Linked DNA regions of Homo sapiens: regions 1, 3, 4, 5 and 6 are each linked to region 2. The links are chromatin loops, found by intact Hi-C in ENCODE. Cell type or tissue: PC-3. All regions are shown on one strand.

Region 1 (4,000 bases), 500 kb before region 2:
GGATATTTATTTGTAGTAGAAGCAGAGGGGGAGTTGGCAGCAAACTGAAATCCATCCCTGAAAGAGGGGCTGGCTGAAATGCACAGCATACACACCATGGGGTCAGAAACAATGGTCAAGGTGTTCATGGAGCAACTTGGATTGCCCTTATAGCAATATCATTTGGGTAAGTTTAAAAACATCAGAGGATGTATGGAAACGCCTGGATGTCCAGGCAGAAGTCTGCTACAGGGGCAAAGCCCTCATGGAGAGCCTCTACTAGGGCAATGAAGAGGGGAAATGTGGGATTGGATCCCCCACACAGAGTCCCCACTGGGGCACTGCCTAGTGGAGCTGTGAGAAGAGGGTAACTGTCCTCTGGATGCCAGAATGGTAGATCCACTGACAGCTTGCACCATGCACCTGGAAAAGCTGCAGACACTCAATGCCAGCCTGGGAAATTAGCCACGGAGCCTGTACCCTGCAAAGCCATAGGGGTGAAACTGCCCAAGGCCTCGGGAGCCCACCCCTTGGATCAGTGTGACCTGGATGTGAGACTTGGAGTCAAAGGAGATTATTTTGGAGCTTTAAGATTTAATGACTGCCCTGATGGCTTTTGGACTTGCATAGGGCCTGTAGCCCCTTTGTTTTGGCCAATTTTTCCCATTTGGGATGGGAGCATTTAGCCAATGCCTATAACCCCATTTTATAACACCTTGGAAGTAACTAACTTGCTTTTGATTTTACAGACTCATAGGTGGAAGGGACTTCCCTTGTCTCAAATGAGACTTTGGACTCGGACTTTTAGGTTAATGCTGGAATTAGTTAAGATTTTGGGCAACTATTGGGAAGGCAAGATTGATTTTGAAATGTGAGAAAGACATGAGATTAGGGAGGGGCTGGGGCAGAATGATATGGTTTAGCTCTGCGTCCCCACCCAAATCTGATCTCGAATTGTAATCCCTGCATGTTGAGGGAGGGATCTGGTGGGAGGTGATTGGATTATGAGGGCAGTTTCCCCCATGCTGTTCTTGTGATAGTGAGTTCTCAAGAGATCCGATGGTTTAAAGGTGTAGCACTTCCCCCTTCATTCTCTCTTTCTCTCCTGCTGCCACGTAAGACATGCCTTACTTCCCCCTTACCCTTCTGCTGTGACTCTGAGTTTCCTGAGGTCTCCCTAACCTTGAGGAACTATGAGTCAATCAAACCTCTTTTCTTTATAAATTACTCAGTCTCAGGTAGTTCTTTATAGCAGTGTGAAAATTGACTAATCCACTTTCCTTTTAGGTACTTTCCATAGACAAAGGTCTTCACAATATTTTAAGCAAATTATAAATGCATATTATGAATATGCCATAGAAACAACTGTATTTCAAACTGTAAGGCTGGAGGCATTTAAATAAAATGGAGTTTGTACTGCTTCTCTCCTGAATATCAGTGGAACACTGTCTTAGTGACTCTCTCCACCTACTGTTGCTTAAGCATATTCTGTCCACCTGGTGTTTCTGACAGTCCCACAAAGAGTTTGGCCCTATTGTTTCTAGATTCTCTTTCAGCCATTACAATGTTTGTGGAACCAAAACCTTAGTTAGAAGACTGTCATGCAAAAGAAGTGAAGGAGGTTGTATTGATTGGATTTTCAACTGCACCAGCCAAACACCTACTTCCTTCTCATCCTTCTCTCATGTATGTTGAACCTCTAGCTCATCATAAGGCCAGGCTTTAAGAACAATGATCCTGTCCAATCCCATCATTTTATATAAGAGAAAATGGGACCCAGAGAAGGGGAATATGACCAAGGCCAGACTAACGTAAGTCTCTCTTGAAACAAGAAAGTATTATTAACTAGGTAGCATTAGAGCTAAAACTCAAAACCAAATCTCCCACTTCTAGTTTATTCTCCTTGTTGGCCATCTTAGCTTAGTTGTTCATTGTAAAGCAGTGGTTAAGAGCACAGGCACAGGAATCAGATCTCTTGGAGTTACAATTCTGACTCTACCATTTATCAGTGGTGTGATCTGTGCAAGTTACTCAACCTGTCAATGCCTCAATGGTATAAAAAGAAGATAATAATGATATCCACTTCATAGAAGTTTCATAAATACTAAATAAGATAATCCATGTGAAGCACTTACAACAGATCCTGGGCTTTAGTACAGTTTCAATAAATATTGGTTATTATTGTTATTACCTGAAGAAAGATGACCTAAGGCATTAGTTTATTATAAATCCTAGTTCTGTCAAGAAACTTAATCATATGAATCTTAATTTGATCATATGCTAGAGGCAAACACAGTCGGAATCCATTTTGCCAAATATCAAGAGAACATTACTGTTCAATGCAGAAGATTTCTGCCATTCCTCAAATTTGCCACCAGATGACAGCAGTTGATAATAGGAAAGACAGCTCAGGTATGACTTGACTAATGCTTCCTCCTTTAAAATAAAAGCACCCTTTACAACCTTTGTAAAGCCCTCTTAAAGAGTCAATTTCCTTTCCTCACTATAACTCCGTAGGGGAGAAAAAGTAATATTCTTTTCTCAGTCCCACAAGGGTCATGGCTGACATCCCTATAAAAAAAGACACATTAAAAAAAGAAATGTATAACAAATTTAACAAAGTTTTACATGAGTCTTAAGAAATGAAGACCCAAAGACCCAGGGAAAATTGTGGATGTTTATGTTAAGTCTGATGAAAGAACTGGATGGTTGTGGAGAAATGTGATTGGACAAAAAGGAGTAGGATGTAATGGTAATAAACAAGGGGAGCTCAACAAGGCCTGTTTGTTCATATTCTTTTCTGTCTCTGTAGGACATTCATTCCCTGCAGATACAGGGCAGGACACCTGTCGCATAAGGACCAACTAATAAACAGATCTTTAGTTCTATCAAACAGCACCCAAGAACCAGTGTTCTCTCTCTGAAGTCCCCAGGTCTGAGAATGATCCAGGGATTGCATCACCATTGCATCACATAATTCATGTTTAATGCATGTGTTGGCATATGTTGTCTTTTCTACTGTCTTATGAATGATTTTTATGTTATTGTATGCCGAAATGATAGCATTTTAGATAAATTTGGTTAAATAAGATATATTGTTAAAATTAATTTCACCTGTTTCTTTTCACTTTTTTAAAAATTTGAAATAATATATATGTCTCTCATTATATCTCTATTACTTAGTGCTGTTCTAAAGGAACTACATTCAGAGAGTCACCTTATCAGGAAAGAGCCTGAAACAGAAGATTTGGCCCCTCACATACACTCCTTGGTGCTATGCCTTTGTGCTTTGAATACATAAGTTGCTTGAGCTTGAACTAGAACAAGACACAAAAATTGGCTCAAGATTTCTTAGCTCAAAGGTGAAATCCATGTGCAGCAGATAAAAGATAACTGGCTAGGGAGTAGGATAGCAGGAAGCTCACCCGGTCATAAACTAACTTAGCCTTGACTAAGTTGTTTAATTTCCTTACACCTGCTTCCTCACCCAGGGTGGGCTAAGATACTTCCTAAGATGCATTGATATTGTAAGTTTCATGATTAAACCAAGCTACCAGGGTCCATTCTCTTCCAGGTTATTGAAAAGTCAGTCCATGCTCACAGATTCAGCAAGACAAAATCAAGGCTTTGCCCTTTGTGACAAGGAGGAAGAGGGTGGACAGACTGTGGGAGGACCAGCACAGAGCCTTCACTCTCTGGGAGAGACAAGTTCTGCACACTAACTCATCATCTACAGCCGATCCACTTGGTTGTTCACACACACCCTCCCCACCCACATCCCATTATCTGACCAAGCACAGATATGGACCTGGCCTCCAGCCAATACCCACTGAAAAGATGACACTAATCTCAAGAGCACTTCTTCAACCACTGAGCAAATAGTGTGCATACACTGTTCACAAGGCACAAGATTGATGCTGGGGAGAGCATGGGAGCAAGATTGAAATATTGCCTACCTTCAGGGAGCCTAAATTCCAGCAGGAGAAGAGACATGTAAGAAAGGGCTGGACAGATAATTACT
Region 2 (4,000 bases):
CTTGTTGAATTAATAAATGTTAACTCCAAAAAATAATAATAAATGCTTTCTCCAGTTAAAAAAGTAGATATTACACCGTTTTTTAACAGAATAGTAGTGACAAATAACAATTGATCGCCTTAGCTGGGTGTGGCAGTTACAGCTACTTGGGAGGCTAAGATGAGAGGATCACTTGAGCCCAGGAATTTGAGGCCACAGTGAATTATAATCTTGCCACTGCATTCCAGCCTGGGCAACAGCGTGAGATCCTGTCTCTTAAAAAAAGCCCAGAAGAGTATATTTTAGTTAAACATACACATGCCTGTGATCATCAAATACCAAGACTGTAATGATTAGCTCAAGCTGTTGAGAAGCAGAAGCTGCCTTCTAATGGTGACATGCAGGATGCTCAGGCAGAATTTTAAATGGGTGCCACATTGAATACCTGACCACTCTATTTCAGAACTGTTCCTCCTCTGGATGCTTATATGCATTTATTATCTATTCCATTCACCCATCCAATAAGCACTACTACTGCTTTAAGACTCTTATGAACCTCTTCCACTAAAGTTTAAGCTTCTGGATACCAGGGACAACTCTTTTTAATAATAATGGCAAATACTATTGAGTATCTCTTACGTGCTAGTCATAATGTTATGTATTTTCCTGTATTAATGTATGTGGTGGAGCTTTGACTTAAACCCGGACAGAATGACAGCAGAGCCTGCACACCTACACTTTTCTTAAACCTGGATCTGGGCCGGGCACGGTGGCTCACACCTATAATCCCAGCTCTCTGGGAGGCCGAGGTGGGCAGATCACTTGAGGTCAGGAGTTTGAGACCAGCCTGGCCAACATGGTGATACCCCATCTCTACTAAAAATACAAACATTAGCCGGGCGTGGTGGCGAGTGCCTGTAATCCCAGCTACTCGCGAGGCTGAGGCATGAGAATCGCTTGAATCTGGGAGACAGAGGTTGCAGTGAGCTGAGATCGCACCACTGCACTTCAACCTGGGAGACTGAGTGAGACTCCGTTCTCAAAACAAAAACAAAAACAAAAAACAAGCAAAAAGCCTGGATCTGACACTTCTTAGCTGTTTGCATGACCTTTGGTGAGTTGCCTCAGTTTCCACCTCTGTAAGGTAGGGAGGATAGAGTATCTACCTCAAGGGTTGTTGTGAAGATTAAGAGTTGATACTTGTAAAATGCTTAGAATAGTTCCTGGCACACAATAGGTACTCATTAAGTGTTTGTTGTTTGTTGTTGTTGTTATTGTAACCATTATTGCTTATAGGAAAGTCCCTTGTCTGGGAAACCCTCGGTCCTGGTTTTAGCATGGAAAGTCCCATGGCCTTGGTAAAAGTTCAAAACGGGTCCATATGGCAGGCTGAGGACAGAGAGTCAGCCTGGCGCCCTGGTGGTCACTCTCCACTGTCCTGCATCTTTTTCAGAGCTCACCTCTGAAAAACTGCCCCTTACTCTTTGTAATTGCCACCCTCCCAGTATTTCAGGACACTGTACTACTTAGCCAACAGGGTGTACAGAAATCATATACCTTTTTCGCACATTCTTCTATGTACTAAGCTTGTCCAACCCGCCTTATTCTGTTGTCGTTGTTGTTCTGTTTTGTTTTGTTTTAGGCTTTTAGCAGCCTGAAGCCGTGGTTTTTAGTTTCTGTCTCTAATGAAGCTGAAAAGAGGGATGAGGAAGGGGCTTTACTGGCCCAGCCAGAAACAGAAACTAAGAACCTGTGACTGTATTCAGTCTCTTTAACATCCCAGATTGTAGACCATCACTCTAGTTTCCCCACTTCCTGTTAACTTTTATAACTATCTCTGAACTTTAACAGAACACTATTTTGTGTTTGCAAATAACGTGCTAAAACGCCTTTCCTAGCCGAATCAAACCCTAGCATCTAGTGCCCCCTGCTGCCCTTTCATAGGAAAGGCAAGAAGGATGAAAGTTTGATTCACTGACAGTAAAATTTTTACTTGTCGAGATTTCAATAGGAATCGGTATAAATATCCTAAATTATATTCACGTTTCATCTTTTCTTTGAACCTACTCCTTGACTTGGTTTTTTGTCTTGCCTTTGCGAACATTCATTTTTGCTTAATTATATTTTTCTCATTTATATTTGCTTTCCTTGAATTTCCTTTTGGTTGTTTTGCTATTGCTATTTGAACTTGTTTTGTCTTGGCTCTTTCTCACTTTGGCCATGCCTTGACACAGACGCGCGGGGTCGAGAGGCTGCGGGCTCGGCGGGCGGAGGGCGCATGGGAGCCTCTTGGCCCTGGACCTGCCCCTGCAATCCTTCCGCGGGATCTCTTGGACCCTCTCCAGGGTCCTGGCTCTGAGACGTTGCTAGAGGACAAATCCGCGGGATTTAGAGCGCGGCCAATGGGACAGCGGTGCCTGGCTGAGTGTCAGGCAAAACTAGCCAATAAACATGTAGTTTGGGCAAGGTGGGTCCGTCCCCTAACTCGGACCTTATAAAGCGCGCCCGCTGCTCCCACAAAGCCGGGCTGTCCCAGGCTGAGGCGGTTGCTCCCCTGCCGGGTGTGTTAGAAGCAAGTTAGAGGAAGAAGGTCTTGGGGACTACGGGCGCCACCGAGAACCCATACGAGGCAGCCGCCGACGGCGGGTCGCCGGGGCGGGGCCAGAACGGCGCCAAGGCCAACCAGAACGGCGGCAAGAACTAGGGGGACGCGGGGCAGGTGCTGTGGGAGTTGGCTGGACCTGTGGGATCGACGTCTGCGCCGTCCAGGAGCCGCCCAGGGGAGAGAGCGGAGACTCGGGAGGAGGATGTGCGCTCCGACCCGGGCAAGGCTTCCCATCCCTCCCTTCCTCTTCTCTCCTTCCCTCCACCTGGGCTCGGAGTCAGGATCTGACCGCGGGCTCTGCCCAGGAAGACCGAGTTCCTTGAGAGCGACACCTAAGCGCCGGGGAAGACAGGGATAGAAGAGACGACAGCCCTTTGATAAGAGGGTTTTTAGACTAACTTCCACCTGTGACGAGTGCATGGGGCCTGCGCCCTGAGAGGTTGCCTTTCCTTTTCCTCTCCCACCCTGGGGGTTTGTGGTGATGTTAAGTTCTGTTAGGACCAAGGTGGATCTCAGTAAGGAGGTAGAGTAGATTTGTGAACAGCTGTCGGAGGTAGAATCTTTGCAGACCCAGAGTGGGTGGGTGTAGACACTTTGCCATGGGTGGTAGCTTTATTTGTAATCCTCCCAGTGAAAGCTTTGGGAAATCCAGCCCTCCCAAACTCTTGCCTTTCTTGTAAGACTTTCTAAGCGCATGGCTTTGTCGTAAGACTTCTCGTGGCCATGTGTCTCACCCTACCGTTCGTCTCACCAATGAACCAGAGCTGGGATACCAGCAAAAAGGACCCAAAAGACTGTTTCACCACAATTGAAGAGGTCGTGGACCATCCCCCAAAATGAATCCCAACACTGGAAGACCAAGAGGGTTGACGTTTGCTATCTTGAAAGCTGCAGCCCCCGTAGAGAAGGTAAGCTGTGTATTCCATCAAAGGTCTGTGTGTGCAGGATTGCATTTCCAAGAGAAGGCATTCCTGGATCATGATCATTTTGTCTGAGCTGCATGTGGCCAAGTGCACTGGGGGAAGCAGAGTTTAGGAACTTGTTCCTGTATGGATTAAGTGGGAAGTGAAAAGTATTAAATATATGGGCGGGAGTGGTCCAGGAAGGGGAGAGTGGACATTTAGTACCTGTTTGGGCCCCTGCACTAAATGCTTCACATATAAGGATTAGAAAAACACCCAAAGATTCTTAGATAAGCATTTCAGTGCCATTTTACAGAAGGAAAAACTAAGATGCAGAGAGGATTAAGCAACTAGAAGAGACCACATAGTGAGTAAAGCGTGGAACAGCAAGGATTCCAACCCTGTAGCGCAGCTTTATGTCTGGAGGAAGCAAGTCTTAGACTGGGACTGTCAGGCCAGGAAGAAAACTCAGAGCATGGACAAAAGGTTCAGAGGGAGTGAGGACCGATTTATA
Region 3 (4,000 bases), 310 kb before region 2:
CGGAGGTTACAGTGAGCCGAGATCGCGCCACTGCACTCTAGCCTGGTCGACAGAGCGAGACTCTGTCTCAAAAAAAAAAAAAAAAGAAGTAACTTCTTTGTCATTTGTCTTCTTTTTTTACCCTCTCAACCTGTACTTGTCCTACTTATACCTGTGCTATGAATGTCCACTAACAACCTCCTCATCTATCATACCAGACCAGAACTCGCCCCAGTCTTCAATTGCAGCTGAGTATTTTCCCTGGTGACCCCATAGATACCTCAAATAAAACATGACCAAAATGAAACTGCAATTTTTGAATCAAATCTCCTTTTCCTCCTCTACTTCCTCTGTTAGTTGGTAATTTCCCTAACCACCAGTCACTTAGGCCTTCTATGTGCAGGTAATTCTTCATCTCATTTATTTGTTTGTTTATACATTTAGCTAACTTTTTAAAAGACTTGTATCTATCAGGCAGTGTGCTTTGTCCTGGGAGCATAGCCGTGAACAAGATTCACATGATTTTAGCTGTCATGGAGAAGGCTTTAATAAGAAATTCCAACATAGTGAGATAAAAAACTACGACATGGAAAATACGGAAATCTATATGAATGCACAGCATAGGATCCAGCTTCCTACCTATAATTAGCCACCAAATGCTACTGACTTTGCCTTTAATTATGAATACCTCTTGGATCTGGTGTTTGCTCTTCAGCCACAGTAACCTTGCCTTCCTTCAAGCTCTTAGCATCTCGCACCTACAACTGCTTTCTAACCAGTGTCCTTGTCCCAGTGTCTCATGCCTGGAGCCTTGCTAAGTCTCAGATCCTTCTCCCACACTGCTGCCAGCAAGATTTTTCAAAAACAAAATATCTCTTCGTGTGAATTCCCTGCTTATAATTTTTTATCTCCAATAGCAAGCAACCCAGCACCTGAGGGCTATAACTTGCTCCCATCAGAGCAGAGGTCCACATCAATAGAGCTTGAGGACATGAAGGGGGTTTATCCTTCTTCCCCAGCTCTGGTGGAAAATCATTGTGTAGTTCAAGTTCCTTCTCAGGATATGCAAAGTCCTTCAAAATGTGAGCCCGGCTTACTTCTCCAGTCTCATATCTTGCGATGGTTCCTCCCATTTGGTAGGATAGATTTTCTTTCTCTTTAACCTTCCCCAGGCTTCATGGTTTGCACATCACCAAGCTGAGAATGCTCTCTAAGGCAGAGAAGTTGACAGATTTTCTTTTAATATCATAAGTTATCAGGTGGCTAAACTAGACCACATGAAAGGCCTGATGATCTTTTTCAGATATTTGAGCCTAAGGCCAGTTCATGGGCTCTATCCCCCCACCTACTTGATTTGAAGCTCCTGACCCAGTCCAGTAGCAGCAGTGGATGAAATTGAGTGACTTAAAATGTACCTAAGACTGAACATAAGAAGAGGCCAGGTGCAGTGGTTCACACTTGTAATCCCAGCACTTTAGGAGGCTGAGGCGAGAGGGTTGTTTGAGGCCAGGAGTTTGAGCCCAGACAGGGCAACATATGGTGACCCCATTTGAACAAAAAGTTAACCAGATGTGCTGGTATGTGCCTGTAGTCCTAGCTACTCAGGAGGCTGAGGCAGGAGGACTGCTTGAGCCCAGGAGTTCAAGGCTGTAGTGAGCTATGATTGTGCTACTGCACCCCAGCCTGGGCAACAGAAAGAGACCCTATCTCTAAACAAAACAAAAAAAAAGAGAGAGAGAGAGAAGAGAAGGGAAGGAAGGGGAAAGGGAAGGGCAAGAGGAGGAAGAGGAAGAAAGAAGAATGAGGAGGAGGAGGAGGAGGACAACGATGACACTGGGCAGAGCTGGGAGTGGAGGGAATGCAAACATTTAAATGGGCCAAAGAAATGGGGAAGGAGAAAGCAAGCAGAGAGCCCAGAGGAGAGATGACTCTCCTGCCCTTGCTTACACAAGGTGCTGACCACACAGCCACTGCGAAAGTCGATACTAAATCTTGGTGCTAGTTAGAGGAACTGGTAGGTTGAGTGAAACAGGAAGAGGAGCTGCTCCTGAATATCTGTTCCCCTGAGGATTTTATATGAGTCAGAGCATGTCATGGGAACCCAAAGTAAAGGACTGTGTTTACTTTCTTTTATACTCCATGTGTGTGATGAGGTGACTAACGGTCAAACTATTTGGTCACGGACTGTATAGCTCTCTCTTCCATGCTGAGGGGTATAAGCAGGAGTTGCACCCATGATTTTTTTCCTGTAAGTGTCATACTGCTGTGTGCCTCTGTGCTTTTGCACCTGCTATTCCTCAGCCCTGAATGCTTTCCTCCCCTCTTGTCTGCTTATTAGTCTCAGCCTTCATGACTCACCCTAAGCTTTTGCTGACCCTCCCAACACTAAAAAGCTTGGTAACTAGAGAGCTAGGAATGCCTCTTCTGTTTTTTTCATAGTGTCTAGTGTACCTTTCTTGTAGCCCTTGTAACACTGCATTGTCATCATTTCTTTAAATATGTTTTCTCCACTAGATCAGAGAGTGAAGATTGCACCATGTTCATTTCTTTGTCCTGAGATCTTAGCAAAGTGCTTTTAGCACCTAGGTGGTTTTCAATAAATATATTCTGAATGGATGAAATAATTAATAATAGAATATTGCATACTGAGCAATAGCCATGTGTCCCCTTTGTCCCCAGACTAAATTTTATTTAGTGTCTTCATGGCATTGTAATAAGGTACTTCCCTTCTGACCTAAACAATTTGCTGACCCCTTGTCAGAAATGTGGAGGGATCAGGGCTAATTGGATTTGTCCAAAGAGAAAAAGAGAGAGATTTAAAGCAGTCAGGCCTCATCCTGCTGCAGCGTTTGCTGGACTCAATCTCAATAGAATTGCATCCACTGGCACAATTCTTTTCCAGTCCTGATTTAATAGAGGGGACAAGAGATGTCAAATGCACCATTAAAGAGAAGCATAGGTAGAAGGCAGACTGCTCAGATCCAATGCTGCTAGTCAAAGGACCAGATGTACCCATTAGTGGCCGTTAGAAGGGGGCTCATTGCCTATGAATCTCAGGTTCCTGGAAGTCTGAGCACGCCAAGACTGACCTCCCTGCCACCCACACCTGCTGTACCACAGATGATGAACTGACTCTGACAGTTTTTGGTTGCCTGTAGCAAGTTACCTCTTTTAACATCTAATTTAAAAGAGAATAAATATTTGTTGTTGTTATGAGCTCAGAAGCACAGGATGTTCACAAAGCACCCCACACATCACCATCACAATTGCTATAATTAACTTTACTGTATTTTTGTTGTATAATAATCTATAGCTAATTATAGCCCATTAGAGTTGTATGTACATACCGAGAAATTAGCGACAGCCATTTACGTATGTATTTATTTTATAAAGAATATTTGGAAAATATTGGAAATAATTTTTTAAATGTTATCCTGGAAATGTCATTATAAATGTACAGCTTCTTTCTCTTTATTTATTTTTTTTTTTGCAGTGCATGTACAGCGTATCTTCTTTGAAAAAAAAAAGGATCACTTGGCTGGGCATGGTGGCTCACACCTGTAATCCCAGCACTATGGGAGGTCAAGGCAGGCAGATCACCTGAGGTCATGAGTTCAAGAACACCCTGGCTAACATGGTGAAACCCCGTTTCTACTAAAAATACAAAAATTAGCCAGGCATGGCACACTCCCGTAATTCTAGCTGCTTAGGAGGCTGAGGCAGGAGAATCGCTTGAACCCAAGAGGTGGAGACTGCAGTGAGCCGAGATCGTGCCACTGCACTCTAGCCTGTGCGACAGAGTGAGACTCTGTCTCAAAGAAAAAAAAAATTGGATCACACTGCACTATAACCTGCTCTGTTTTACTAAACCATAGAACCACAGACTGCATATTTCTCTGTGCCATACAGTCTATGTGATTTTTGAAGACTGCACAGTATTTCACATCATGCATAGACCCTAGTTAATTTAGTCAGTCCTCAGTCATCATACCTTATTGCAGGGAATACTTGCTTTGTAAGC
Region 4 (4,000 bases), 66 kb before region 2:
TCCATCCCCCAACTCTCTGTTCAGGCTGGGTGATACAGCCATGTGGGGCTATGGGCATCTAGGGGGAAAGAGAGGAGAGAGGGATGGGGGAGTGATCTGGGAAAGCAGCTTTTAAGAGATGGCCAATAAGTTGTATCTAATTTGTAAAGATTAAACTACTTTTTTTTGGTGTTTGACCAATTTCATTGCTTTAACTTTTTTTTTTGTTTTTAAGGACCAGCTTGAAGTGTTTCAGGACACTTCTCTCTGTGTGTGCCTCTTGATTTTGTTCAGAAGCCCAGTACTATGGAATACTCTATCGCAGTGATAATTAACTACTCGATATGCAAAACACAGACAAATCTCACAAACATAATGTGGAGCAAAAGAAGCCAGAAACAGAAGAGTACTGTGAAATCCCATTTATGTCAAGCTCAAAACCAGGCAAGACCAATCTGTGATGTTAGAAGTCAGGATAGTGGTCCCTTTGTTGGTGGTTGTGGCTGGGAGGGGCTAGAGGGCTCCAGGAGTGCTGGTAATGCACTAATTCTTTGTCTGGGTGCTGTTTACACAATGTGGACATACTGGGCTGTCCATTTATGATCTGTGCACATTTCTGTACGTATGCTGTATTTCAATCAAAAGTCTCAAAAAAAAAAAAAAAAAAGAGAGAGAAAGAGAGAAACCAGAATGTAATCTTGTGAAATAAGTAGTCACAGGAAGTATGAACTATGTGCCAACCAAAATAAGCCTCTGAGGATTGGTGAGGCTGGAGAACAGTATCATAGGGCTAAGAGTCAGAGAACCTGATTTCCAGTCCCACTTCTGTTATTCACTGGCAAAAGGATGCTGGAAACTTAGCTCCCCTCAACTCATAACAGCCAGTGATTAAATGAAGGCCTTCAGGAAAATCTAAAGATGTTCCCCATTCCATGCCTTGCCAGGAAAGGTTAAGGATCCCAGCTGAAGACCAAACACGAAGAAACTTGGATGACTAGTAACAATCTCATGTTTGTATAATGCTTCCCACTCCCAAAGCACTTTCATAATCATTATGCCATTTGATTTTTCATAATAAGATCAGGAACGCAGGCTCTAGGGCCAGACTGGCTGGGTTGGAATCCTAGCTCCATCTGTTGCTAGCTGCTTGACCTTGGGCACATCGTCCCTCTGCCTCAGTTTCCTTATCTGCAAAACAGGGACATGAGGGGATTCAATGAATTTAACATGAAAAACATTTACAATGATGCCTACCACAAAGTTATCATTTGATAAATGTTAGTTAAAACAGGAACAAAAGTCCAGATAGTGTTATCTAGATTTTATAGCTGAAGAAACTGAGGCTCACAGGTTATCACAAGACTAATTCACAGCAGATCCAGAACTGAAACCCAGGCCTTCTGGGTTACAACACTGACTTGTTAGGTTATCTGGAATAATCTAAATGGACTTGTCTATTTTTATGTGATAATAATAATAACAATAATAACAATAACACTACCTTTTACTGAGTACTCACTAAGTGTTTTACATACTATGTCTCATTTAATCCTCATAAGAATCTATGAGGCACGTGTTGTTATCCCCATTTTAAAAAGGGACAAACTGAGGACTAAACATTGAGAAAGCAAACCTGGATCACCCAGCTAGTGACAGGGAAGGCCAGATTCTGAATGCAGGTCTCTGCAAACCCAGGACCTGCGTTTTCAACCACTTACATTCCATAACCTCTGGATAGAAAAAGACCACCATGGTTACTGCTTTATAAACATTTGGGGGTTTCTGGGACAAATTGGGTGATTTTTGTAAGTTCCCCAAGGTCAGAAAGAGCCCTTCTTATCCATCTTTCATCCTTCTCCTGTGCATCAGGTACTGGACCTCCATAGGTGTCCCAGAGGCTCCCATGGAAGGATTTGCAAATCAGGTTCCAAGAGCTTAAAAAGCCAGGCTTAGTAGTGGAGAGGCACCAGATGAACTCTTGATAGCCCAGGCAAGAACTGGGCACCAGCAGCATTACTTGATGGTGTCAAAGAGGTAGAGGACCAAATGCCAGGATGCAGAGGGAGCCATGGTGCCTGGACACAGAGACTTTGCCACAGCTATCAAGTTTGCAAAATGAAAACAAAGGGAGAGATTAATGAGACTCCACCTAGAAGCAGCCACTCCTGGACAGGCTGCCCTTCCTAGATGGCTTCAGATGGCTGCCAGGGAACATCTGCCTGGTTAAGATTTCAAGTGAAGACCTAATCGAAGCAGCCCTTTGGCAGGCTTTGCACTGGCCGGCCTGACTCTGACATACGCTCCGATGCCCACACATGGTTGTGGCTGGCAGCTCAGACAGACACGACTGTTTTGGCTTCTGTCATTTCTTTTTCTTCCTCCAGGCGCTCAAGTTCTTGATCCCAGCTCGCCTGATTAGGGGTCGTCATCAGTCCGCGCACCCTGCCTGTACTTCCTGGGGCCCCCTGGTGGATGATCAAAGGATAAAGGGATAGTTGGAGGCAGGAAAGAGAGAGTTGGGGATGATAGTGCAGTGGACTGTGTGGATCTTTCCCCATAGGCTTCTAAGAAGTCTTTTGTGAATATCTCTCTCGTCCCCCACTGGGTGAATGATTTACTATGACTAAAGGGGCCACACACACAACAGCTCTCACCCTGGAATGGACTTTGAGAGGGAAGCAAAAGGAAGCATTGCCTTCTTTCCTGGACTTCCCTTTGGAGCACCCCACAACTCTCAGGGGATTTAGAAGGTAACACATTTAGAGCTTTCCCAAAAGAATGTGCAGCTGTGGCTTGAGCAAAAGGTGTTTACTCCCACGGAGGTGGGATTTTTATTGCTAGTTTCAACATCAAGTAGGTGTGAAAGTTATATACAAATCCTGACAATCAATACCACCTGAGAAAGGCGAGAAAGAGGGCTGCATGGGCCAATGCTTCACAAACTTAAGGTGCACAGCTTGGAAGCATTGAATTGTGGGGGGTGGGGATCTTGTAAAGTGAAGATTCTGAATGAGTAGGTGTGGGGTATGGCCCACAGTCTGTGTTTCCAACATGCTTCTGCCACAGGAAGACTGCTCTGGACTAAGAAATAGTCCTGTGCATTTCTTAGCACCAACGCTCACCTCCCCCCACCAAAAACATGAAATAAAACAAAACAGGGACATTGCATTTCCTGGAAGTGTCTTACATGACACCAATTAAAACTATCTTTTTTTCTTGCTCATAAATATATTCTTTTTCCTTTTTTTTGAGACGGAGTCTCTCTTTTTTGCCCAGGCTGGAGTGCAGTGGTGTGATCTCAGCTCACTGCAACCTCCGCCTTCCAGGTTCAAGCAATTCTCCTGCCTCAGCCTCCTGAGTAGCTGGGATTACAGGAGTGTGCCACCACACTCGGCTAATTTTTTGTATTTTTAGTAGAGATGGGGTTTCACTATGTTGGCCAGACTGGTCTTGAACTCTTGACCTCAAGTGATCCACCTGCCTCGGCCTCCCAAAGTGCTAAGATTATAGGCGTGAGCCACTGTGTCTAGCCTAGAAATGTATTCTTTTTTTTTTTTTTGAGATGGAGTTTCGCTCTGTCGCCCTGGCTGGAGTGCAGTGGTGCCATCTCGGCTCACTGCAACCTCTGCCTCCTGGGTTCAAGTGATTCTCCTGCCTCAGCCTCCCGAGTAGCTGGGACTACAGGCGTGCACCACTACACCCAGCTAATTTTTGTATTTTTAGTAGAGATGGGGTTTCTCCCAGCTAATTTTTGTATTTTTAGTAAAGATGGAGTTTCACCATGTTGGTTGGCCAGGATGGTCTCGATCTCTTGACCTCGTGATCCACCCGCCTCAGCCTCCCAAAGTGCTGGGATTACAGACATGAGCCACCGCGCCCAGCCAAAACTTATTCTAAAAGGTTTGACTGATGTACATAAAAATCACTGGAAAACATAGTTATAGGTAAATTTTATTATTTCTTTGTGTTTTTCTACATTTCCCAAACTTTCTACAAATGAACCTATATTGTTTTTATTTTT
Region 5 (4,000 bases), 160 kb before region 2:
TTCTTGGAGACAGAGGAGGAGCCAGCAAGCTGGGAGGCAGGGGCAGGCTAAGATGTGGAGCAAAAGGGCAGGTGAGGACAGAGGCCGCCGTCCGGCACTGAGAATGGGCGGCGGCGGCAGTAGCAGCACTTGGCTGGGGTCCAGAAGCCACCCTGAGGACACGCTTCCTGCCAGAGTTCCCCACCCAGCCACTGCCCTGCCCCGTGGTGGCCAGGGCTCCCAGCCTAGTTAGGGCCAGCCCCACCCACAGCCTGTCCCTGGCCCACACCCAGCCACGTGCCAATCAGGGAGCTAGGAGCCCCAGCCCTGAGGTAAGAGTCAGGAAGGAGAAGCTGGCAGGATTGGTCTGGGCAGCGCCCAAGAAGCCAGGTGCCTTGGCTCCTCCCACCCATCCCAGACAGACTTCCCTGGCTCCACTCTCTGCCAAGGGCCCTGGCACTCACCAGATTCCCTCTTGATGAGCCTGGCTGGTAGTCTGGGTGTGGCTGGGACTCTCCGCTTTGCACTCTGCTCATTCCAGTATTCCCGCCAGTGCCGCAGCTGGGAGTGGATGAAGCGCCACATGAGCCAGGCCTGGGCGGCACACACCAGCAGCAGCACGCAGAGCCTGCAGAGCAGGGGGTTAGGGGCTTAGGCTGGGGCTTGGGCTCACAGCCTTGGGCTGGGTTGTGCAGGGGAGAACAAGGGCCAGGGGCCCTGCAGTTCCCATGGCTTATCACGTCCGCCTTCACCACTGGCCCTCTTCGATACCACCACTATCACCAGGAAGAATGTGTGCTTCAGTCAGTCTCTGCTCCAGCATACATCACATGTGCCAGGGAGACGGGAAGGAAGTGGCGACAGACGTACGGCCAGCTCTACAATCACGCTACTCCTATGACGAGGGAGGGGTCCATGGCTGTGTCTGTTTTGCGCCCATTGCACAGAACAAGACTAATGTAAGCTCCACAAATATTGGTAGCATTCAAATGAACTGAATTTCTGGAAGAGTGGCTTCTCATTTAACATGTCACTTAAAAGTGGAGCAACCCTGGACAAATCACTCTCCTGGGCCTAGGGGCTCCGGAAAATAGTGGCTTCCTCACTGCCACAGGAGGCCACTGGCCAAGCCATTAAGCACATGGTTTTAAAGCACCCACACACAAGAAGAGGAGAATGATATCAACTGAGAGACTGGGTGTGATGCCTCTGTGCACCACAAAGTGCCAGACAAATGTAAGGGATTCCTATTTGGACTACAGTCTGAGCAAACCAGGACTAGGGGATGAAGATGGTTTGGATGGAACCAGAGGCTGCTATCTCTTCTCCCCTCAGGCCTGATATCCAGAGATTTCCAAAAAATAACAATATGTGGGAGACTAAAGGGTCTGCTGCCTCCAGACCTTCTGCAAGGGCTGTGCCAAGTTCAGGAGGCTCCCTGGCTTATCACCTTGGACTTCTGCTCGACTCACCTGCAAAACAAAGTGTTGAAGTTCCCTTTCTCGGGATCAAATGCCTGGTTTTCCATGCGAGCCAGTCCAAAGCCAATGGCCAGCACGGCAAGGGTGAGGATGAAGAGGCGGGTAACCCCAAAAACAGCAGCCCAGGCACTGAACCTGCTCACAGAGGCAGAAGAGGGATGTCAGTCTTTAGCGCCCTTGAAGGAATCTTCACCCACTTCTCCAGAAGAGACCCCGAGTGGGAAGAGGATTCAAGGGTGGCTGGGGAAAGTGCTTGAGGGACGAGATATCTAAAATCAGATGTTCCAGAAAAAAATAACGGGAGGGCACCACCTGCAGGTAAGCGGGCAGTGTGCAACCAGGGAGGGACCCTCCAACCATCCGGGCCTCGGGGGAACCCCTGCCCAGGCCTCTAAGCGGGCCAGCCTGCAGCAGACCCACTTACAGTTTCTCGTTGTTTTCATCTGCAAAGTAGAAGAGTCTAGCCGTGTGGAAGAGGAACTCAGTTGAGTACTGCAGCAGCAGCAAGATCAGGCCCAGGCGGCTCAGGCTGGGGGTGGGGAAGACTAGACTTACATTCCCTCCAAGATGCTGCGTGGAGCAGAAGCCATTGCATCTTGGCTCAGGCTGTCCCCTGTGCCTGGCTGGGCTCTGCTTTCCACTCCCACTTTCCCTGGCTGGCTCTGCTCCATCCTTTGGATTCAGTTTAGCTCTCACACCTTTAAGACATTTTTCCTAATACCGACCCGCTGGCCGTTCAGCTGTCCTGTCTCAGTCAGATGCCCTTGCCTGCTCCCACAGCAAACCTCGCATAGGCCCTTCACAGTACTTAGCACCTTGCACTCATCACCTAGGCTGGAACCAAGTACATAAAAGGTACTCAGAACACATTTGCTGAGCTCTGAGTATAGGAATATGAAATGTTCCTGTTGTCTGACTTTCCATTATCCAAGTCTTCACAGCTCCGAGGTACATGCAGAAGCAGCAAGTGCTCCTTCTGTGTGGCCCTGCTTATACGTTCTTCCCCGGTCCTCGCCACTGCTACGGTGACAGTGCAGACTGGCTTCTTAGACCCGTTATGCATGTGACACATGACCATCCAACACAAGGGCAGAGCTGGCATCACCCCACAGCCTTCAGCCCTCAAAGACCCATCCGGGAACTGACGCTGCTACAGGCCACCAGAGACAGGAGACAGAGTTTGAGAGCTCCTTCCCTGCCTCAGTCTTACTAATCCAAGTCAGTCATTCACACAGGATGCCTGCTGCAAGGACCTAGTCCAACGCACCTCGGGATTTCCAGGCACCTCGGCAGAAAGTTACACACAGTGAGCTCTGTAAGTGCCAGCCTAGAGAAAGTGTGGGGTGCTTTTACTGCATGGATAACACTCAGCAAAAGCCCAAATTATCAATGACACAGCTTATTAACATCAAAAGGATTCTTTTCATAAAAGAGGCTCTTCGAGAACTAATATTATAGCAATTCTTTCTGCCTCTAGAACAACCAAGAGAGACCTACTCTCCATGTCATTATAAACCAAAGGGAAGGGAATTCCAGGGCTACGAGCTCTAGCAGTGTTTGCATTGGACACTGTGAGGTAAGAGCCCAGCTTTGGGAGGCCTTCAAGCTGCAAAGCCATGGTTCAAAGGCCGACATCCACTGGAAGTCTTCCTGGCTGTCTCTGTTGAGGGTCTTCTTCTGGGTTGCAGAGCAGATGATACATACTGTGTTATGGTGTTCATCACTCTCAACTGTCCTTACTTATGTCTATAACTGTCTCTTCAGAATGAGAATGAACCACTGAAGATAAAGAATCTTCCATTACCATCTTTGTATTGCCAAGTCTTAGCATAGTGCTAGGCACACAGAGGATGTCAACAAATGCCTGATAATTATATGAGTGTGTGGACAGATGCATGGACATAAAAGGGCAAGGAAATCTGGCTGGCTCCATGGTCTCACTCACTTTAAGAGGTATGCTCCAGCTATATGCACCAGGTACAGGCAAATATACTGGAGCTGGCGGGGAATTTCCTCCTGGAAACAAGAGAAGCAGATGGTAAATTTGCTAATTCCCTAACTGAAGATTCAGGGAAGGGGGAAAAGTGCAGGGGGATGAGAGAGGGCCAGGCTCCTCTGGGCTGCTTTAACACACAGTCCCATGTCCCACGAGTCCCACAGTCCCACTGCACCAGGCTGCTGAAATTCAAGGGCATTCAGGTCCATTCCCAAATTCCAGCAGCCTTGGGTCTAGTGTCAGAGGGTGAGGTTTGGATTGAGAAATAAGAGACAGGGACTGGAGAAGAGGGCTCTTGGAAATAATTCAGAAGGAAACTATAAAAAGTAAAAATAAAAAAAGACTATGGAAATGGCAAAGACCTCTCCTTTGACATCTATAAGATGAGAGTTAGGTTTCCTCCAAAGCCACAGGTCTGGTGGAAGAGGCAGGCAAGAGACTGACACTGGTGGTCAACTACATGACACTTCTCCAAGAGATGACTCAGCATGTTGCTCAATCCCCAACATATTCCTATCACCACCCAACACTCCATGCTTCTGGA
Region 6 (4,000 bases), 260 kb before region 2:
CAGTTCTGCTTCAGCTTAGAGCAGAACCCATAAAATACTCAAGTACTGGGATAGGCAAGCATGTGTGTTTACTGTGGATTGGTCCCTGAAGGCTCCTTTGGGTGAGAACATGTGAACCAGGCACCCTGGTTTGTTTGGAGCATTGCTGCCCAGAAGCTTCTATGGGATAGGTGGTGCTTGGGATTGATGTGTTGTGGCCATGCAGCCCTCCCTGAGGATTGACTTCTGCACTAATCCAGTGAAGGAGGCTGTGTCAAAAGAAGGGCTCAGAAGCCCTCTTTTCAGAGGCAATGATTCCTGTCAGTATGAGGTCCCTTAGTTACTAAAAAGGGACATGATTTAACTCCAGTTTGATGAACCTCCTCCGAGTTTACTTTATTGTCTTCAAATCTTTTGTTTTCTTCCTTTTTGTGAGATTTGTGGGTTTTGTGCCTTATAAATGGAAATGTATGAACACAATATATGCTCATGTAGAATTTTCTGTTCTGGGTTATTGGGATAAGAAAAAATATATATTGCTCTTCAACTAGTGAATGAAAGAAACTTCAGAAAGCTAGAATTGCTTATCAATCAAAAGACTTTCTCAATCTATTTTGGCCACAAACAAACATATTCAACTGAAGCTTTCCAATAATCTTTATATCAAGAAAGCATGCGTCTTGTCAGCTACATTGTTTTCTTAGATGGATTTCTCCTGTTAATCCTCAAATATCTGAACTTCTGTGTTACCCAAGTGTCTTATACAAGCTTCTGGTGTCTAGGACAAATTTATGGCAAATAAAATTAGCAAAACTGAACTGGGTTGAACTGAACAAGAGGATGGGGGAATTGTGCAAATACGTTGTTAGTAGAAGGTCAATTTAAAATAGGGACTAGAAATTATTTGAAGTTTTCTTTATTACGGATTCAAAGACTTATTTTGAAAGTTGGAAGGAGAAGGGAGGGAAGAGAGCAGAAGGGAAGAAGGTGTAAGTCAAGCTCTTGAATATAACTGGTGGTATTGTGGGCAGAGATCTTTAGTTCAAATCCACGTATTTTTTAAAAGAGAGAACCGGAGGTAGAGCAATGATCAGATGGGTGCACAGACCAGTGCCAATCTGAACATTGTTAATGGCCTGTGACATGATGAGCACAGGAACAGGCATGAAGATATTGCCATACAATTTTAATTTATACAAGTATTGGCCCCTCAAGTGGTTGGAAATTTTTTTTTTAATCTCTTTTTCTGAGACAGGGTCTTACTCTGTCGCCCAGGCTGGAGTGCAGTGATGCAATCACGGCTCACTGCAGCCTCGACCTCCCCAGCTCAAGCAATCCTCCCACCTCAGCCTCCTAAGTACCTGGTACTACAGGCGCGTGCCACCACACCTGGCTAATTTTTGCATTTTTTGTAGAGACAGGGTTTTGCCACGTTGCTTAGGCTGGTCTTGAACTCCTGAACTCAAGTGATCCGCCCACCTCAGCCTCCCAAAGTGTTGGGATTACAGACATTAGCCATCACGCCTGCCCTAGAAACAGTTTTTTAATAGGAGATATTTGAGAGGCATTGAGGTAGGAGACTCTATGACATGCCCTCAGAATATCAGAATCTTCTTAGAAATAAACTAGGAAATGCAGATGTTTTTAACTACTCAGACTTTTGAGGAATTAATCCTTTTAAAACATTTTTGTTAAAGTTAGTGTATCAGTAAGAAACAGACCTAGTTTAAAAGGAATAATCAACAATTTTATAAAGGAGATGGCTTATTCAACCATAGCCCCTCCAACATATCTACTGGAAATTCTGCTGGTTAACTTTATCTCTCTCTCTCTTAATTTAGACTTTCAACCTATGAAAATGTAAATACCTTTGAAAAAACTAAACTATCAGTCATTTACATCCTCTCATGAATGAAATGCAGTGTAGGGAGAGGAGATGGCAGGACACAGCAAACAGGACACATTTGCCTGCTTCTCTCTTGCCTAATTCTTCCTGACCTGTATTTACTGATGCTTAATAATACTTGTAAGACTCTAGGGGTTCATTTCCCATTTCAGCGGAAAGTACTTCACTCAACAACAATATTCTCAAGAGTCTTCTACTGGAAGCTAGAAAGAAATAGGAATTTAAGTCCATAGAATGAAGGTAGTTATTCCTGCCTGTGTTGCCCACCTGTTCACAAAAAGTACCTTTATGCTTGAAAACATTAGGTTCTTTGGTTACTGCACTGTAGTTTCAAATGGATCCTCCAGATGGCATTCATGTCTTACTCAGAAAGGGCACTGCCATTGTCCCCAAGGCTTCTGTCTACTAATTCTATTGGTCTTGTGTTTTGCTTGCTTGGCAAAAAAAAAAAAAAAAAAAAAAAAAAAAAAAATGGAGCTATTTTCTGTCTATATAAATCTACTTATATGAATAACCATTAAAGTGATTTTGTATATGCATTGTTGTAGTGTCAGCAGTTTAAAGAAACAGCTACTTTGTTTCTTTGACAAGGTCTTAACAAGGACTACCCTGAAGAGGCCCCCTCTGAAAGGTTTTATTTATACAAACATTGTCAGGAAAAGGAGGTCAGGACACTATCTCTACCAAGAAGCAGGAAAGTATAAAAACTTTTAAAAAATCTCCATGCCTTATCCCCCATACACATATCCCCCATACACACACCCTAATACCTACTTGTGAGTAGAACAAATTGCTTCCCCACAAAATGCTATGAAGTTGATTTCTCTGAAGATTTCAATGTAATTAAATAAATATTCCTAGTTTCATAGATGATAGTGTAAAAGATTTCAACATTTTTAATTCATTGGCTACAATTTTATAAATGTAAAAATTATGAATTATACTATGATTTAACTATAGCAGGTACTACAATGTACGTGTTGTGAAATGTGGCATCTATTAACCAACTAATTATGTAGCCTTCAAAGTTAGATTAAAAGAGCTGTGTAAAAGGTGATTCTCTAGGCACTGCTGAAGCTGCAACTGCAGCTTCAGGCTATAGTACTATCATAATCACTAAGAAAACAGCATTTCTATGGCTAGAGGCTCCACTGGTCGAATTATGGTTGTCACTCTTGCCCAAACCCTTTTTTTTTCACCAGCAGGGGCCCCAGGCAGTTTGAAAATCCTTCTGTTGTTACTGTTACTAGTTTAACCACTCTTCAGTTATTAATTTAGCAAGAATTTATTGAGCACCTATTGGTGAAAGGTACCACCTTGGCTCTGGAGACACCACAGTGTGGAAAAACACACTCTGTGGGCAGAGAGTCTGCCGTCTGCTAAATGAGGACCAGTATCTTTTCCTTGGGCCATGAGGGTCCCTCTCCCCGGATCGTGGTTCCAATCACAGCCTGAGGGCCAGGAGGCTGGGACCTGGTTTGGGCCAGAACTTCTTCATAAGGATTAAGCCCTCTCTCCCCTTTACCTCCAGAGGTTGGAAACATCTTCCCCTGTAGCAAGGCAGTCACCTTAAAGCTGCCTCTACTTCCCGTTACTCCTGCTACTTCTCCGACCCTTCTCACTACCCTCTAGTTGTTTTAACTCAGTCATGGGGATCCTTGACACATCCAGACAGAGAGAGAGAGAAGGCCTAAATTTCCACAAGCAGTAGCGACTTCCCAGGTACATAAAGTCCCATCCTTCAAGGAAGAGGATGTGTGGTTCCAACCTGAATACAGGTTCCTAACTTGGTAAGTTGAAAACAGCATGCTGCACTCTGGCTACCTCCTTAAAACAATAACCATATCCTTTGTGGAATTATTATAGAAGTAATTTAACATGGAAGGAAAATCATTGCATTAAAAAGATAATTCATTTAAATATTAACTTTGGGAGCATATCTATCTATGGTAAGGGCTTTTCTTACATAACAGGATTCTCACTGGAAGAGGTATTCACTATATTTTAAGATTCCAAGAGGCCTGGACCATATGGAAGGCTACAGAATAACAGCTCAAATTTTATTGTGCATTATGATTTCTAAAACATTTCCACATCAATATGAGCTTCTAAACT

Evidence for each region. A loop is a pair of places that touch in the nucleus more often than their neighbours do. Peaks named below come from ENCODE experiments on the same cell type or tissue, not always from the same donor. Only the 100,000 strongest peaks of a DNase experiment are listed, where the experiment ranks them.
Region 1: it touches region 2 in a loop (17-fold over the local background); 18 of 110 quality-filtered maps call a loop at or near these places.
Region 3: it touches region 2 in a loop (8-fold over the local background); 6 of 110 quality-filtered maps call a loop at or near these places.
Region 4: a loop joins it to region 2, with 2.2 times the contacts of the local background. A loop is called at or near these places in 51 of 110 quality-filtered maps.
Region 5: it touches region 2 in a loop (7-fold over the local background); 42 of 110 quality-filtered maps call a loop at or near these places.
Region 6: a loop joins it to region 2, with 9 times the contacts of the local background. A loop is called at or near these places in 106 of 110 quality-filtered maps.

The regions. Positions count from the first base shown.
Region 1 is chr6:52,160,769-52,164,768 of GRCh38, forward strand. No RefSeq gene overlaps it. Among named protein-coding and RNA genes, the nearest start is that of LINCMD1, 12 kb to the left of the region's middle. RefSeq lists silencers at 2,346-2,435, 3,660-3,860. In PC-3, a CTCF peak has its summit at 2,357 (motif pointing right); a DNase peak (open chromatin) is centred at 2,353.
Region 2 is chr6:52,661,928-52,665,927 of GRCh38, forward strand. It overlaps LOC730101 (a long non-coding RNA gene), which reads left to right and starts at 2,474. Exons shown (of 3, transcript NR_024405.1): 1 at 2,474-3,492. RefSeq lists enhancers at 1,233-1,332, 2,264-2,558, 2,930-3,049 and a silencer at 2,264-2,558. In PC-3, a CTCF peak has its summit at 1,937 (motif pointing left); DNase peaks (open chromatin) are centred at 1,904 and 2,434; H3K4me3 peaks cover 2,744 bases.
Region 3 is chr6:52,350,507-52,354,506 of GRCh38, forward strand. No RefSeq gene overlaps it. Among named protein-coding and RNA genes, the nearest start is that of PAQR8, 9.6 kb to the right of the region's middle. RefSeq lists enhancers at 1,771-2,270, 2,185-2,234. In PC-3, no CTCF peak of the experiment used is centred here; a DNase peak (open chromatin) is centred at 2,095; H3K4me3 peaks cover 973 bases; H3K27ac peaks cover 2,461 bases.
Region 4 is chr6:52,595,988-52,599,987 of GRCh38, forward strand. It overlaps LOC124901330 (a long non-coding RNA gene), which reads left to right. Exons shown (of 2, transcript XR_007059610.1): 2 at 215-4,000. Among named protein-coding and RNA genes, the nearest start is that of TRAM2-AS1, 21 kb to the left of the region's middle. In PC-3, CTCF peaks have their summits at 2,416 (motif pointing left) and 2,615; no DNase peak of the experiment used is centred here.
Region 5 is chr6:52,504,148-52,508,147 of GRCh38, forward strand. TRAM2 (translocation associated membrane protein 2) reads right to left here. Exons shown (of 11, transcript NM_012288.4): 7 at 3,406-3,476; 8 at 1,885-1,989; 9 at 1,452-1,595; 10 at 444-607. Among named protein-coding and RNA genes, the nearest start is that of TRAM2, 71 kb to the right of the region's middle. RefSeq lists an enhancer at 1-818. In PC-3, a CTCF peak has its summit at 1,810 (motif pointing left); DNase peaks (open chromatin) are centred at 114 and 314; H3K27ac peaks cover 990 bases.
Region 6 is chr6:52,405,354-52,409,353 of GRCh38, forward strand. It overlaps PAQR8 (progestin and adipoQ receptor family member 8), which reads left to right. Exons shown (of 2, transcript NM_133367.5): 2 at 1-2,424. Among named protein-coding and RNA genes, the nearest start is that of EFHC1, 13 kb to the right of the region's middle. In PC-3, a CTCF peak has its summit at 2,220 (motif pointing right); a DNase peak (open chromatin) is centred at 2,248.